Linked DNA regions of Homo sapiens: region 1 is linked to region 2. A link is a contact called in ENCODE Hi-C or POLR2A ChIA-PET data. All regions are on one chromosome and are shown on one strand. The core of a region is the stretch at or near the end of the contact, and the rest is flanking DNA. Distances in the headings are between cores, read along the strand shown. Region 1 has its middle 28 kb from the start of SFMBT1. Region 2 holds the start of GLT8D1 (glycosyltransferase 8 domain containing 1).

Region 1 (7,907 bases), core at 3,317-5,816, 370 kb before region 2:
TTTCCTCCTGCAGAGGCCAAGAAAACCATGGAGGAGCAGTGGACCTTGGTGTCCCTGCTGAGCACAAGCCAGCAACAAGGACCTGTCCCCCCAGGCTCCACGGCATCCTCAGCCACAGACAAGCTCAGCCGCTGGGAGTGTGCACCTGTCACAAGTAATTGCTTCCCAAGAAGCAATTCCTCTGGGTGTCAGTAAAGTCACTGATGCCCCAGCCCTCCCCTCAGAGAATCTGATTAACCAGCCTAGCTGGATGGGAAGCTAGGGAACAAAAGCCACCCAGTAAACAGAAGCGGAACAGCCGAGGAAGGGGCTCTGCCAACTGCTCTGGCTCCTTCTGTGGGCGACAGGGCCTCTGTGGGCTAGTGGCTTTGGAAGGGGTTTGCTCAAGGGCCTTGTTTCCCTGCCCACAGGCATGGGGTGCAGCCCCTTATGCTGGAGGCTCATCTTTGTAGCATGCATTGGTGCTTGGGGAAGGTCTTTGAGCTGCCTGGTCCAAGGGTGGATTCTAAGGTTTTGACAAGATCACTCCACGCTCATGCCTGCTGTGGGCTCTGGCACAGACAGACCCTAGTGTAGGTTCCAGCTCTGCTGTGTCCTTTACACCATGATCTTGGGCAGTTTACTAAACCTCTCAAGCCTCAGTGTTTAAGAGGTTTTATATTAATCCTACCTGCTTTTATATTTAATTTCTCTTTTGATCAAAACAATACACGTATGGTACATAGTTTTAAAGGTTGAACAATACTGCAAGGCTGGAAATACTAATTCCCCTCTTCTTGACCCATAGTTTTAAGGTTGAGCAATACTGCAAGGCTGGAAATACTGATTCCCCTCTTCTTGACCCATTGCTTTCAGTTCTTTTGACTCTTTCACTCTTTTTTTTTTTTTTTGAGATGAGGTCTCCCTCTGTTGCCCAGGCTGAGCTGGAGAGCAGTGGCACAATCACAGCTCACTGCAGCCTCAAACTCCTGGGGTCAAGCAATCCTCCCACTTCAGCCTCCCGAGTCGCTGGGACTACAAGTGTGTGCTACCATGCCTAATTTTAAAATGATTTGTAGAGATGGGGTCACACTATGTTGCCCAGGCTGGTCTTGAACTCCTGGCCTCAAGCGATCCTCCTGCCTTGGCCCAAATTGTTGGGATTACAAGCATGAGCCACTGCACCCTGCCTCTTTCACCTTTAGAACATTGATTTCCTACTATGGAAAATGAGCTGATAGCCACCTCTCCATACATTTCCTCCCCATCCTTCAAATGCTATGATTTGGCGTAAGTTGATATTCAGTGTTTACATGTTTAACGCTACGCAAACATTGTTTTCTGCTAAACCAAGTAGTATTCTATTTCCTTTCTGCTATGATTCTTTGTTTTTCCTCAAGCTATAATTATCTGTCTTTTTTATTTGCTTTTTTATATTTGTACTTTATATTCTTCCCTACAAAATCATACAAATCTGACCAAATACACCCAGCAGGTGTGCTTTCCCTGGAGACATTGCTCCAGGAACCCCTCACTACTTATTCCACTCTTACCAACCTATCCGTTTGCCCCTGCCTCCCTTCCCCAGAGGGAAGACATTGAGGCTCAGAGAGGTAGTAAGATCCGGGTGGAAATGCAGGCCTAGATAAGGAGGTACAGTTATGCTCAAGGGCCAACCGCCTGCCCAGGATGCTGCAGCCCAGTGGGGCGGCAGCCACACAAATGGGACCACTTTGTGGGTTTAACATCTGCAGTGTGGGGCAGGGGCCTCAGGCCCTGAGTGTAGAGGACAGAGGCAGGTCTCCCTGTCCATCCTGGGTGACCATTCCTGGTAAGATGCCCCATGCTGATTTCCATCCCCCACCCAGGCAGATCGGAGAAAGAGCCAGCCCCACTTTTCTCTGATCACCCCATGTTAACTTCCCCTTAAACTTGCTAAACCAGCCCTACCCAACTGCCAAGCTGAGGTTGCCTCCCAGGGCCACCAGCACCCTGCTCATCACAGATGGGGCCACTTTTACTACTTCCCTGTGTCTCGTCTCCCCCATCTCGGGGCTGAGCTCTGAGCCTGCTCCCAGCCAGCTTTGTGCTGCAGGTGACTCTTCATTGCTGGTCAGAGGAGGCTAAGGTCAGCCCTAGGGAATGCATGAAGGTTAAGATGATGCTGGGGGCCCCTGGCCAGCAACTCCCAGTCTTGGTGGCCCAAGTCCTTAAGGGCAGCACACATTCCTGAAGGGGACAGAGAGAGCCTCCTGAGTCAAGAGCTCTTACCCAGACACCACATGCCTCACGATGGAGAGGACTATGCATTGTCGGAGGCTCCTGGTGACTGCCATCCAGCTCACAGGGCCCACTCACCACAGAGGCTGCCCATGAGAATGTCATCCATGTGTTCCTGCATGCCAGAGGCTGTACCTCAAGGAGGCTGTGCCATTGGGCCAGGACTACCCCAGGCATAGGGAGAGGGTACAGGCCGCATATCCTCTCCCTCAGCCATCAAGAGACAAGGGATGGGTGTCAGAGGTGTCTGGGAGATGAAAGATGCATGGAGCACTCCAAATGGCCGCATGCTTTCTAAACACACAACTCACCAGGATTTCATCTGCAACTCAGATTCAATCGGCTAAGTGGGGAAGAAGAAAGTATGTGGTTGTCATGGCAACACCAAATTGCCCAGGACCAGGTTGGTCTCTAAGCAGGGGAAGGGAAGGGAGTGGAGCTGAGCCTCTGTCTCTGTGGTGGGGATGTTCTGGAGAACGGGGCCCAAGGGTCAGGCCCGACATACACCTGTGGGGCAAGGGGCCTTGTTCTCACTACCCCTGCTCAGGGCTGAGGGCCTGAGCCATGCAGTATTATATAAAGGGTTGACTCGGGGCCCTCACTCTGGGGCTGGGGCCCAGACTACTCCAGCATGCAAGTTCCAGAGCCAGCCTCTTGCTAAGGGCCAGTCCCTGCTTCTCCCCACGGGCTAGACCCACCCCAGAGCAGCTCAGATTTGGTGCCTGCTTCTCTTCTTGCCCCCTAGTCCTAGCTGTTCCTGGCAGAGCTTCTGTCTTGAGCTTGGCCATGGATGTGGACACAGCCTGGCACATACCCTGAGTGCGGTCTAAAGGATCAAGGGACACAAAGCCTCACCCAGAGAGTGCCAAGCAAAGCTGATACTTCTATTCATACGCATGCAGTGCTCAGCCTGGCCTCCTTCTTCCCACCAAGAATGAAGTGGAGCCAGCAGAGGGGTTGCCCTGCAATGTGGTCTCTGCCAACCTGGGCCCAGGCCTAGCTGGATAGGTGGTAGGAGAGAGGGCTGCTCAAGTAGGAAGGAGGTGAGCATCAGGACCCTCCCCTCCCCTGGACCTGCCTTAGCCCTGTTTTGATTCTGACCATCCAGTGCTCTGGGGACCCTGGAAAAGGTCCTGGCTCCAAGGTCCACCTGACCAGCCAAGCCTGGCACATCCATCTCTGTGGTCCCAGGATCTGGCCACAGGAGGGCTCCTGGACACGTAATACATGAATAGATGGAGTGACATAAAGAATTAATCAGTGGGTGACTTAGGCAGTGAGAACTAGGAGCAGAAGAAATGAAAGAGACCAGGTTGGGAGGGGGGATGCTGGTAGGGCCAGGTTTAGGGGAGCCTTAAATGCCAGGCTGAGAGGGGGTGTTTGTCAGGCTCCCCCACACCCAGCTTCTGCCCTGGCCCTGGGACAATTTCCGTCTTCCAGAGGGGCCAGTAGGGATCCTGGCAGATGTGGCCCTGATCACCTGATCCCCTCTCAGAGAGACAGAGACCCCAGGGCCCATCCCCCAGAGCCTGGCTCACCTGGGCCCTCGCAGGGCCTGCCTCACCGGGGCCCCGCAGACCTAACTGCTTCTGCTTCATGGTCTGTGGGTTTTCCCAGTCGTCCAATTAGTGCTAATTGGAAGCAGGAAGTGTGTGCATGTGTGGGGTGGGCCTGGAACTCCGATGTCCTTGTCAGAACTTCGAAGCCCTGTGCTTCCTGGGACAGGCTCTTCCCTAGAGCTTTGTGGTCTCCCGCAGGGCTGGGTAGGGTTGTTGGGAGCTCCCCGAGCATTGGGTATACTGGCTCTGTGCACAACGGGGCCTCTGCTCTCCAGAGGGCTCAGGCTCTCACCGGCCACCTCTTACCCCAGGTGCCAGTTGCCCCCAGGGCAAGGCAAGCTCATCCTTTTCACTGCCAAATCCTCTTCGCCCGGCACAGAGCTGCGGCTCTTCACAGTTTCACTCTAACAACGAAGGGAATGATGGGCTCAGGGCCTGGAAGAGAGGCGCAGAGGGGGCCTCCTGAACCCCTCACTGACCCTTGGTCCAGCCTCAGCCCGTGGCTCCATAAAGGCAAGGAAAGGCCTGCTTTATCTGACTGGCCACACACTTGTGCTTCCCTTGGGGGACAAAGGGTGCAGAGGCGCTTCCACAGAGGCGGGACTTCCGCTTACTTTCCCTCCTCCCCGTTTCCCCGCCCCCTCCACTTGCGGCACAGGTGGGGGTGTCCAGAGGCAAAGCCCCTTTTGTGTCAAGCCCCAGCCCAGGTTCTCTCCTCACCCACAGATGCTGGTGCGCAGTCTGACGGCAGAGGCTGTAACGGGGGAAGCATGGGATGTGGGCACATGGGGGAAGGCCCCGGAACCCAGCCTGGGCAGAGGCCGGTGCCCCACCAGGCTCTCTCTCTGCAGTGTTATGTCAATCATTGCCCACAGGTGCCCTCGACCTGGACACCGTCAGGCCTCCTTCGCGGTGGGCTGAAACCCTGTGGCACAGCCCAGGACCACCCAGCCCCACGGGCTGGGGGCTCACATCTGGAAGCAGGGCCCCCCAGGACTCAAAGGTGCTCGGAGATGAAGATTGCTGGGTGTCAGCTCATGGGGCCAGCCTCGGCTTCACCCCCAGGAAATGCCTGCTTGTTGCTGTGCGGCAGGCACTAGAGCAGGCAGAGAGGGCGGTGGGCTCCTCTGAGGTCGCGGGCGGAGCCCTGTGAGGAGAGACCTGGCCGCCGGCAGCCACTAGAGGGCAGGACCCTCCTGTGTGTTTCCTCCAAAGGGTTGTTGAGCAGATGAGCGGGACTGACAGGAAACAATGGAGCAGCCGCCCCAGGGTGCAGTCACCACAAGCCTGCTAGAAGGGCTCAGCGGAGGCTGCGATGCGTCCGAAAGTCCACTGGACCCTAGACCTTAAATGGCCTCCCTGAGCCTTTAGGCTTTTACTTCCTGGGAGCCCAGCCCTGAGCCAACAGAGACAGTGCCTGGCTCCTACATTGGCAGAGAGTGACAAGTCAGTGTCCCCTTCTTACAACATCAGTGGTAGAGGAGCAATTAGGAGAGCAGGTCCTCCAGCTTCTTCCAGGTGCAGTGTGGAAACAGAGGCAGAGAAGAACTCACCTGACCGCACCTACGAGGTGGGTAGGGACAGATACTTCTGAGAGTGAACCATCAGCCAAGCACGCCCAGCAGCCCTGGGGGGTCAGTGCATGTTGTCGGGTGCTACTTTTGCAGTTGGGGAAACTGAGGGTCAAGAGAGGCTGTCATTTGACTGAAGTCCTACAGCAAGGGTGGACCAGGGTTCCCGCCCGGGCAGGATGATGCTGAGCCTGCATGCAGGCTCCCACGCAGCCTTATCACAGCCTCATGTAGAGACGACCTCCTGTGACCTCGCTGACATGAGTGTGAGTGTGTGGGGACCCTGGCTGCCGCAGCAGGAATGAGGCAGCCTCTCTGCATCCTGACACTCCCAGGCAGAGGCCTGTCCTTCATCTGGACCTACCAACAGTGACGCCAGGAGCAGCTGCCTCTAGGACACGTGTTCCCCTGGGCCAGAGGAACTATGTGAGGAACCCATGGTGCATGCCATGACAACCCTCCTTTAGGGCCTCTTGAGGCCACAGTGGTGCTAAACCCAGGAAGTGGGTGCCAATTCAGGGGACCATTGGCAGCCCTGCTGCCCCTCACTGGGCTGTGCCTGCAGTCACGGGAGGCAAGGACCTGCTTTTGAGTCTTTGGCTTCACCTTGTTCTTACAGCCAGACTTGGGGCTCTCTACCTGGGGCTGGGGATAGGTAGTTCTCAGCCTGGGCAGCCCCAGGAGCTGCTAAGTGTCATATCCCTGGGGAAGGCCTGAGCAGTTTGAGGCTGATTTTGGTTGTCCCAATACTGCTGGGAACCACTGGGGAATGAGAGTGTCTTGGGGACCTATTCCTGGAGCCTGAGTCTAAGCTGAGCTGTGGCTCATAAGACTAAATTGCATGGAGACCCAACATGGCTGCTGGGCCCGTCAAGGGCTGGTGTCTGCTCTGGGAGGTAGCCCCATGGCTGGATCTTTCTCTATGTCCCAGGTCGGCCCCTGTGACCTGGGGCCAGTGTGCTGAAACCTGTGAGGATCAGGCATAGCGAGGAGGGTGGCCCCATAGGTAGGCCCATACAAGGGACTTGGGCAGAGTCCTGTCCTCCAGCTAAGTATCTGGGGCACCAACCTCACAGACTGCAGAGTTCACTCTCATTAGCGCAGGGGTCCTCTCAACAGCTTCAGTGACCATAGGGATCGGTGTACCCATTTCACAGATGGGGACACGCCGGCTCAGGTCTTACCACCCTTTGCCAACAGCTTCTTCACTGGTCTCCTTAGCTTCCGTTTTCCCTTTTCCTTCCTTGTTTTAAGCTTTCAAAAAAAATTTTTAGGCTGGGTGTAGTGTCTCCTGCCTGTAATCCCAGCACTTTGGGTGGATTGCTTGAGCCTAGGGGTTTGAGACCAGCCTGGGCAACTTAGTGAGACCCCACCTCTACAAAAAATTCCAGAATTTTCTTTCTTTACTAATTTAAACATTTTGGCTGGGCTTGGTGGCTCATGCCTGTAATCCCAGCACTTTGGGAGGCCAAAGTGGGCGGATCATCTGAATCAGGAGTTCTAGACCAGCCTGGCCAACATGGTGAAACCCTGTCTCTACTAAAAATACAAATTAGCCAGGCGTGGTGGCATGTGCCTGTAATCCCAGCTCCTTGGAAGGCTGAGCCGGGCTGGTCTTGAATTCCTAACCTCAGGTGATCTGCCCACCTCAGCCTCCCAAAGTGCTGGGATTACAGGTGTGAGCCACCGCACCTGGCCAAAAAAAAACTTTTAAAATTATTTAGTGGCTTATTATATAAGAAATACATGAATGCATTTTTACTTTAAAAACATAATACACCCAGCAGTTTGGGAGGCTGAGGCAGGTGGATCACCTGAGGTCAGGAGTTCGAGACCAGCCTGGCCAACATGGTGGAACCTTGTCTCTAACTAAAAATACAAAAATTAGCTGGGTGTGGTGGCGGATGCCTGTAATCCCAGCTACTCGGGAAGCTGAGGCAGGAGAATTGCTTGAACTCGGGAGGCGGAGGTTGCGATAAGCTGAGATCGTGCCACTGCACTTCAGCCTGGGCGACAGAGTGAGACTCCGTCTCAAAAAAAAAAAAAAAAAAAAAAAAAACCATAATACAGGGCTGGTCATGGTGGCTCACACTTGTAATCCCAGCATACTTCTGGGCTCAGGCAATCCTCCCACCTTGACCTCCCAAAGTGCTGGGATTACAGGCGTCAGCCACCGCACCCAGCCTGTTTTGATTTTTTTCAAGAGACGAGGTCTCACTATGTTGTCCACACTGGTCTTGAACTCCTGGGCTCAAGCTATCCTCCTGCTTGTGCTTCCCAGAGTTTTAGATTTTCAGGCATGAGCTATCACACCCAGACTTATTTTCTCCTTTATCCCCAACCACTGCAGTTAGGTTTGGGTTGGGATGGGGGCAGGTGGGAGATGGGGGAAGCCAACCTCCAAGCAGGGCAGGAAACATCTAGCCAGCCCCATCTTCCTGAATCCACAGCTAGGGTGCCTCCCAGAGAGCCTGCTCTGCTGCAGGGCACAGTGGGGAGTAGTCTGTCTCCATAGACA
Region 2 (7,650 bases), core at 1,062-3,561:
GTTACATTGTACTATCATTTATGAGGCATTTATTTTTCATTATTTACACCTGAAAGAAACTTCATACTTGTGTGTTCTGTTCCCCATCTCAGAGCAAGATTATGAAGAGAAGGTCTAAACTACTTATATAAATCAAAACCCAACTGGGCTAGAAATGAAGTATAAAGAGAACTAAATCTATACACAGCTGTGCCATAAGAGCATTAGGTGGTTTTAGCTCTTATCTGGGGTATGAAAGCAATTTAGCTCATCTCACAGAAACAAAAGCAGGTGCTGAATCATGAAAACCTCAATTATTTTTAGCATGCCTCTTAATTTTTCTTTCCCCTGGTTTCTTGTCGTCTGTGCTTGATTCTTGAACAGGTAACCACTTGAGAGGATGCCGGCGATAGATGGGCCATGGAGGAAGTGTCAGCTGGGCCAGAAAAGAGGAAATGCATAAATTATAGCTATTAAAAGTTTAAAAAATCATTACGTATAATGCCAGGTTCCCAAATGACTCCTATGCTGAGGGAACAAAAAAACAAAAAAAAAAATCCATATTCCTATAAAGGCTCTGTGCCACCATCCATGCAAAATACTGTATGATGATGGGAACAGGCTCACTGCCTATACAAATGGCTTTAAGACCTAAAAGAAAGGTGGGGGCCAGGCGTGGTGGCTCTCGCCTGTAATCCAAGCACTCTGGGAGGCCAAGGTGGGCGGATTGCTTGAGACCAGCCTGGCCAACACAGTGAAGCCCTGTCTTTACTAAAAATACAAAAATTAGCTGGGTGTGGTGGTGGGCTCCTGTAGTCACAGCTACTCGGGAGGCTGAGGCAGGAAAATCTATTAAACCCGGGAGGCAGAAGGTGCAGTGAGCCGAAATCGCCCCAGTGCACTGCAGCCTGGGCAACAAGAGTGAAACTCCGTCTCAAAAAATTTAAATAAATAAATAAATAAAAGGTGAAGGGACAACGTGAGCACCATGAAAACTCCTGCTGGCTTTGACCTTAAGATTATTAGCCAGAGTAGCCGCCAAAGGAAATAAGCTGTGTCCTTTTATATAGTTCGCACCATCTGACACTATTTTGGCATTCTACTTTTCCAATGATAGCAAAGGGAAACGCTGTTTGGAAGGATGAGGGAAACGTTGGCTTTGGGTCTCACTACTGAGTAGGTCTAACCAAACCAACCCGACTCACAAAACCCAAGCTGCCACTAATACCCACAAATTTCTTACCAAACATGAAAAAGCAAATCCGGCCATAACTATATAGACAGTCCACCCGAACTGTTCAGCCACGTACCCGTAGATAAATCCAACTATCTAGAGACAAATGAAGTATATTAAACACACTCAAACTGAGGGTTGGGAGGGAGGCGGGGGCGGAGATTAAATGTAAAACCAATACTTACTGCAGAAAAAAGAATAATTCCCTGAAACATCTGTTCAGCTAGCTTCTGGCCCTTGTAATCCTGGGGTGAAGCAGAGGAAAAAAAGAATTGGTTCCACCGCCGAGAACATACAATTCCTGCCCTGACCTCACAACTCTGGCACAGGGTAACCCCAACATCAGGGTCTCCCGCTCTCCTAAGGGCCTGGGCAAGATATTAAATTCTGGGCTTCCCGGGAGGAACTGAAACACCCTCACGGAGAATGGACAGGAGATTCTCGCGGAGTAGAAGAGAAGGGGACCCAGGAGGCAATTCGGGAAAGAGGGTGGACGGTAACCATCCGGGCCCGGAACAGCGCAGCACCGGGTCGGTGCTCCAACATGGGCTTCGAAGCTGCCAGGCACAAGAACGGCGTGCAGAGGTCCCCGGGTTGCGCCCTCACCATCTGCGTGGGCAGCGAGCTCAGATGCTCCAGCATGGCTGGCTGAGGAGGCGGGCAGCTGAGCGCGGGTGGCAGGCTGCGAGGCGAGGGCGACCGAGACTTAAGGACCGTGAGGGGTAAGGTCTGGCACTGCGCGTCAGTAGCCGGGCCTTCTAAGCCCGGGAGAGCGATGGCGGCGGCCCCGGAAGCGGAAGTCTCCGACGGGCCGGTACAGCCCGTGTCCCCGCCCCGCGCCATCGCTAGGCGACGTGCGCTTTTGCCGCGCCGTGCTGCCCGCGAGGGCAGCTGAGGTGGTGGTGGCGGCCGCCTTGTCGAGGCATCGCGCGCCCGTGAAGTGTTCGCCGTCAGTGCTGTTGGGTGCCTGGAGCCGCGTCCCCCGTCCCGAAAACTGTCCTTGACAGTACTTGCGCGGCCCAACGGCCGCCGGCGCCCCCGCGTCTCCATGGCGACGGCCTTTTTCCCTGCGAGGACCCCGGCGGCAGGGCTGCCCCGCGGCGCCTGCTTGGCGCGACGCTCTAGCGGTTACCGCTGCGGGCTGGCTGGGCGTAGTGGGGCTGCGCGGCTGCCACGGAGCTAGAGGGCAAGTGTGCTCGGCCCAGCGTGCAGGGAACGCGGGCGGCCAGACAACGGGCTGGGCTCCGGGGCCTGCGGCGCGGGCGCTGAGCTGGCAGGGCGGGTCGGGGCGCGGGCTGCATCCGCATCTCCTCCATCGCCTGCAGTAAGGGCGGCCGCGGCGAGCCTTTGAGGGGAACGACTTGTCGGAGCCCTAACCAGGGGTATCTCTGAGCCTGGTGGGATCCCCGGAGCGTCACATCACTTTCCGATCACTTCAAAGTGTAAGGGGGGCCCTACTGACCCTTGGAATTTAGGGGGGCTACCCTAGGCGGCATCCACAACAGAGAGAATTCCCTTGGAGAGGGGACCCTGGTGCTCGGCTGTCCCTCTCATCCGCGTAGAAAGTCCCTCATCTGGGGGCTCCCGAACTCAGCCCTCTCACATTGTGGCCGGCTTTACTGACCCTCACAGACCCAGGCTGGGCCCTCCCGATAGAGGCCAGCCAAAGGTTCACTCAGCCTCTCTTTCAAGGCTGGTGTATCTCTAAATCTTAGACCCTCCTCCGTTACCGTCAGCCAGGTGGGATGCCCACGTTTTGGAGAGAAACCGTTCTGAGGAACCCGGGCCTCTGGGTCCCAGCTGGCTCTCCGGCCCCCAGGTTATGTATTCTGGGTTGGCCACAAACAGTGGAATTCTAGGCACTCCCGGGACAGGGTGGGACTGCTGTCCTCATTCATGCAACCAGCAAATATTCACGGCACCTTGTTTGTGCCAGACAGCAGACCGAGGACACGGTTGTTACCAAGACCAGGCTGTTGCCTTGGAAGAGCCCAGAGCGTGTCAAGGGAGACAGCCACATCACGCCAGAAATACATGACAGCTGGATTAGCCCTGGGAGAGGGAGGCCCAGATGTGGGAGCTCAGGGGAGGTGCAGCTCAACGTGGAGTTTGGAGGAGGCTACCTTGACCTTTGAATGCCAAGTGGGAGCCAGCCAGATGAAAGGGTAGGAGAAAGTGTTTGTATATCCTCAGTGCCCTTTCATCCTTGCACGTGGCAGAGACCAAACAGTAAAATGCAGACACGTTTGACACTTTTCTGACCTCAGAAGGACTCAGGACGTGTAGAAGGCAGAAAGAGGGATGGGCAAGAGTTTATTCCTGTTTCCTTCTCATGCTCTGTATTTCTTGGTGTGTTTGAAGAGACTTTCTGTTGTGTGTATAAATAGATATATCTCTGTGTGGTCTTTTTTTTTTTTTTTTTTTTTTTTTGAGGCGAAGACTCGCTCTGTTGCCCAGGCTGGAGTGCAGTGGTGCGATCGCGGCTCACTGCAACCTCCGCCTCCTGGGTTCAAGGGATTGTCCTGCCTCAGCCTTCTGAGTAGCTGGGATTACAGGCATGCGCCACCACGCCCGGCTAATTTTTGTGATTTTAGTGGAGACGGGGTTTCACTGTGTTGGCCAGACTAGTCTCAAACGCCTGACCTCAAGTGATCCACCCACCTCGGCCTTCCAAAGTGCTGGGATTACAGGCATGAGCCACCGCGCCCGGCCAGTGCGGTCTTTTTTTTTTGTATCCACAGTTTTGTATCCTTGGATTCAACCAACCACGGACTGAAATTACAGATACAGAGGGCTGACTGTAATATGCCATTTTACATAAGGGACTTGAGCATCCGTGAATTTTTGTATACATGGGGAGTCCTGGAGCCAATCCCCGACTGATACTGAGGACCAACTGTGTTGCTAATCAAATTGTACACAATTATATACTCTTACGAAAATGTAGTTAACTATTACAGATCCAGCGTCTGTGTGCAATTTCGTTTTGAGAATTCCTTCTAACCAGATCAGGAAAGCTCTCTTACCAGGAATAGCCCCAGGAAAGACAATATGGATTAGACGTACTCCATGATAACTGGCGTTTTGCATGTAGGTAACTGTGGAAGTTTTAGGAGCAACTGGTTTCTGCCTTGCCAGTCTACTTAAGTATGTCAGATACTTGATAGAATTGTGTTTTTCTTGTTTCCAGCCAAGTGTGCCTCTTGATCCCGTAACTGCTAACTGGAAGTCAAGAAACTAAAAACATTATCTCTTGTACCATTAATTAAGTGGGATTTATTTGAGTGCAAGATCGTTTTCTCAGTGGTGGTGGAAGTTGCCTCATCGCAGGCAGATGTTGGGGCTTTGTCCGAACAGCTCCCCTCTGCCAGCTTCTGTAGATAAGGTCAGCCCATAATGTGATAGAGGCATATGACTTAGGGTATATACTGATGTATATACTTCTCTTTTTTTTTTTTTTTTTTTGAGACAGAGTCTTACTCTGTTGCCCAGGCTGGAGTGCAGTGGCACGGTCTCAGCTCACTGCAACCTCCGCCTCCCGGGTTCAAGGGATTCTCTTGCCTCAGCCTCTCAAATAGCTGGGATTACAGGCACCTGCCACCATGCCTGGCTAATTTTTTGTATTTTTAGTAGAGATGGGGTTTCACCATCTTGGACAGGCTGGTCTCGAACTCCTGACCTCTTGATCCACCTGCCTTGGCCTCCCAAAGTGCTGGGATTACAGACGTGAGCCACGGCGCCCTGATGTATATGAGAAGAAGTTCACTGACACGTTGTACTTCATATATACTGCTTTGGAAAGGTGTGTGTGGGCTGGGCCTGGTGGCTCAGGCCTGTAATCCCAGCACTTTGGAAGGCCGAGGCAGGTGGATCACCTGAGGTCAGGAGTTCGAGACCAGCCTGGCCAACATGGTGAAACCCTCTCTCTATTAAAATTAGCTGGGCGTGGTGGCGCACACCTGTAGTCCCTGCTACTCGGGAGGTTGAGGCACAAGAATTGCTTGAATCTGAGAGGCAGAGGTTGCAGTGAGCCAAGACGGCACCACTGCACTGCAGCCTGGCTGACAGAGCCAGACTCTGTCTCGAAAAAAAAAAAAAAGGAAAGAAAGAAAGATGTGTATTTTCCCCCTAATTTGTAATCTGGCCTGTGATCCCATTTTTAAAAAAAATTTTTTTTAGATATGGGGTTGGGGGATGGTCATACTATGTTGCTCAGGCTGGTCTGGAACTCCTGGGCTCAGGCAGCCTCCCACCCCAGCCACCTGAATAGTTGGGATTATGGGTATCAGCCACAGTGCCTGGCTGATCCACAGTTTTTATTGCTTTTTATTTTTTATTTTTTTGAGACAGGGTGTCGCTTTGTCACCCAGGCTGGAGTGCAGTGGCATGAATATGGCTTACTGCAGCCTTGACCTCCCTGGCTCAGGGGATCCTCCTGCCTTAGCCTCCCAAATGCTTGGGACTACAGATGCACGTCACCATGCCTGGCTAATTTTTGTATATTTTGTAGAGATGAGCTTTCACAATGTTACCCAGGCTGGTCTTGAACTCCTCAGCTCAGGTGATCTGCCCGCGTTAGCCTTGTTGTTTTCATTTTGGGATTATAGGCATGAGCCACAGTGCCCAGCCCCCAATTTTTTAAACAGTTTTTCAACATATTTCTCTTCTTTACAAAGGCCTTGAGAAATTAAGTGCCTGGTAGGCACACAATTTTCCCAGGATGAAGTTAATTCAAACTTACTTTGTCTGTAGTCCCTGCTACTTGGGAGGCTGAGGCAGGAGGCTTGCTTGAGCCTAGGAGTTAGAGGCCAGCCTGGGCAACATGGTGAGACCCTGTCTAAAAAAACAAATGAACTAACTTGCATTGCAATACGCTATGTTTGAAAGTGCTTTGTAAAATTAATAGCCTTATGTAAGGGTTGGGTACTACTATGGGTGAAGATGAAGTAAGAAAGGGTTAAAAGGTAGGTTCACGATATCTTGGTTGGTAAAATGTCTTTAAGGAAACATTTTATCCAGAGCTTGTTGAAGGAATTTATTTTTTAAATAAATTTAGTTCCACCTACTATCTTGTTTCCACTGAATTGTTTTGAAAAAGTGAAGGTCAGATGAGCTGAGGAGGACCAACCAGGACATTGTGACAATTAGACACCACCTTCTTAAGAGATGAATAGCTAGCTAACAGAGATGGTTTTTGAGAATAGCACCTTAAATGTTTTTTTGGCCGGGCGTGGTGGCTCACGCCTGTAATCTCAGCACTTTGGGAGGCTGAGGTGGGCAGATCACGAAGTCAGGAGTTCGAGACCAGTCTGGCCAACATGGTGAAACCCCATCTCTACTAAAAATACAAAAATTAGCTGGGCGTGGTGGCGCACACCTGTAATCCCAACTATTGGGAAGGCTGAGGCGGGAGAATCGCTTGAATGCGGGAGGCAGAGGTTGCAGTGAGCTGAGATCATGCCGCTGCACTCCAGCCTGGACGACAGAACAAGACTCCGTTTCAAAAAATAATAAACTAAAATAAACCTTTTTTTTTTTTTGCTAGTTACAATGGCTAGAAATGTACTCCACACTTTTGATATCGATTGGATTTTGTGAATTTTTGTAGCTTTTTCTGTGCTGTGGGTTTGTCAAGTGAATTTGGATAATATTCTTTTCTCTGAGGACACTCATGTTAAAGGTGAATGGGATACAACTCTGAACAGGCATGTTTTTACTGATGAGGCTAAGACCTCAGGTTACTTGGTCATAGACAACGTGAATCCATGTCTACTTTAGGAATTTTAAGTAGAAACTTAATTATGTTATGTAATTTTTTATTTTAAAGACAGAGTCTCACTCTGTCGCCCAGGCTGGAGTGCAATGGCATGATCTCGGCTCACTGCAACCTCTGTTGCCCAGGTTCAAGCGATTCTCCTGCCTCAGCCTCCTGAGCAGCTGGGATTACAGGCCCCTGCCACTGCACCTGGCTAATTTTTTTGCAGTTTTTAGTAGAGACGAGGTTTCACCATCTTGGCCAGGCTGGTCTTGAACTCCTGACCTCATGATCCACCCCACTCGGCCTCCCAAAGTGCTGGGATTATAGGCCAGACCCTGCCTGGCTGAAACTTAATTCTTAAATGTTTCTTTTGCTTTTCATCTTGTGATGTATAATGTACAAGGCTAAGGCTGTTTCTCCAACTTATTTTTAAGTTTTTTATTAATGAGTACCACAAAAATTTCAGATCCCAAATTGGGTTCTTGGGAACTGTGAATTCAAAATGAGTTTCTGGCGGAATACTGTATATGCCTCTTGTTTCTTCCTGAATTAAAAAAAAAAAAAAAGTGTTAGGGCATTTTGATGTCCCTTCTCATGTGCTTACTGACTTTGGGGGCTTGTTTTTGTTTTGTAGGGTTAAAAACTAATATTTATATGACAGAAGAAAAAGATGTCATTC

What was found. A loop is a pair of places that touch in the nucleus more often than their neighbours do. ChIA-PET counts read pairs that join two places held with the same protein, here RNA polymerase II (POLR2A). Pooled maps may share reads with other maps.
Region 1: a loop to region 2 is called in a map of B cell, with 18 times the contacts of the local background. The contact joins the enhancer-like site here to the promoter of GLT8D1 in region 2. A Hi-C loop is called at or near these places in 2 of 168 maps with a recorded cell type or tissue (B cell and naive thymus-derived CD4-positive, alpha-beta T cell), 2 of 37 single-sample maps with no recorded cell type and 10 of 50 pooled maps. POLR2A ChIA-PET finds 5 or more read pairs at or near these places in 5 of 52 experiments (A549, A673, WTC11 and 2 more).

What each region holds. Positions count from the first base shown.
Region 1 is chr3:53,069,935-53,077,841 of GRCh38, reverse strand. It overlaps a transcript of RFT1 not described here. Among named protein-coding and RNA genes, the nearest start is that of SFMBT1, 28 kb to the right of the region's middle. RefSeq lists enhancers at 4,680-4,799, 4,292-4,909, 5,150-5,199. Within about 2 kb of position 4,566, at least 31 of the 41 ENCODE cell types and tissues checked have a DNase peak (open chromatin) inside an H3K27ac peak, as active enhancers do; they include B cell, where a contact is called at or near this core.
Region 2 is chr3:52,700,452-52,708,101 of GRCh38, reverse strand. GLT8D1 (glycosyltransferase 8 domain containing 1) reads left to right here and starts at 2,311. Exons shown (of 10, transcript NM_018446.4): 1 at 2,311-2,655; 2 at 7,606-7,650. The coding sequence starts at 7,642. It overlaps SPCS1 (signal peptidase complex subunit 1), which reads right to left and starts at 1,996. Exons shown (of 4, transcript NM_014041.5): 1 at 1,820-1,996; 2 at 1,399-1,458; 3 at 1,223-1,309; 4 at 1-415. The coding sequence starts at 1,855. The coding sequence ends at 290. RefSeq lists silencers at 139-228, 2,415-2,584 and an enhancer at 399-468.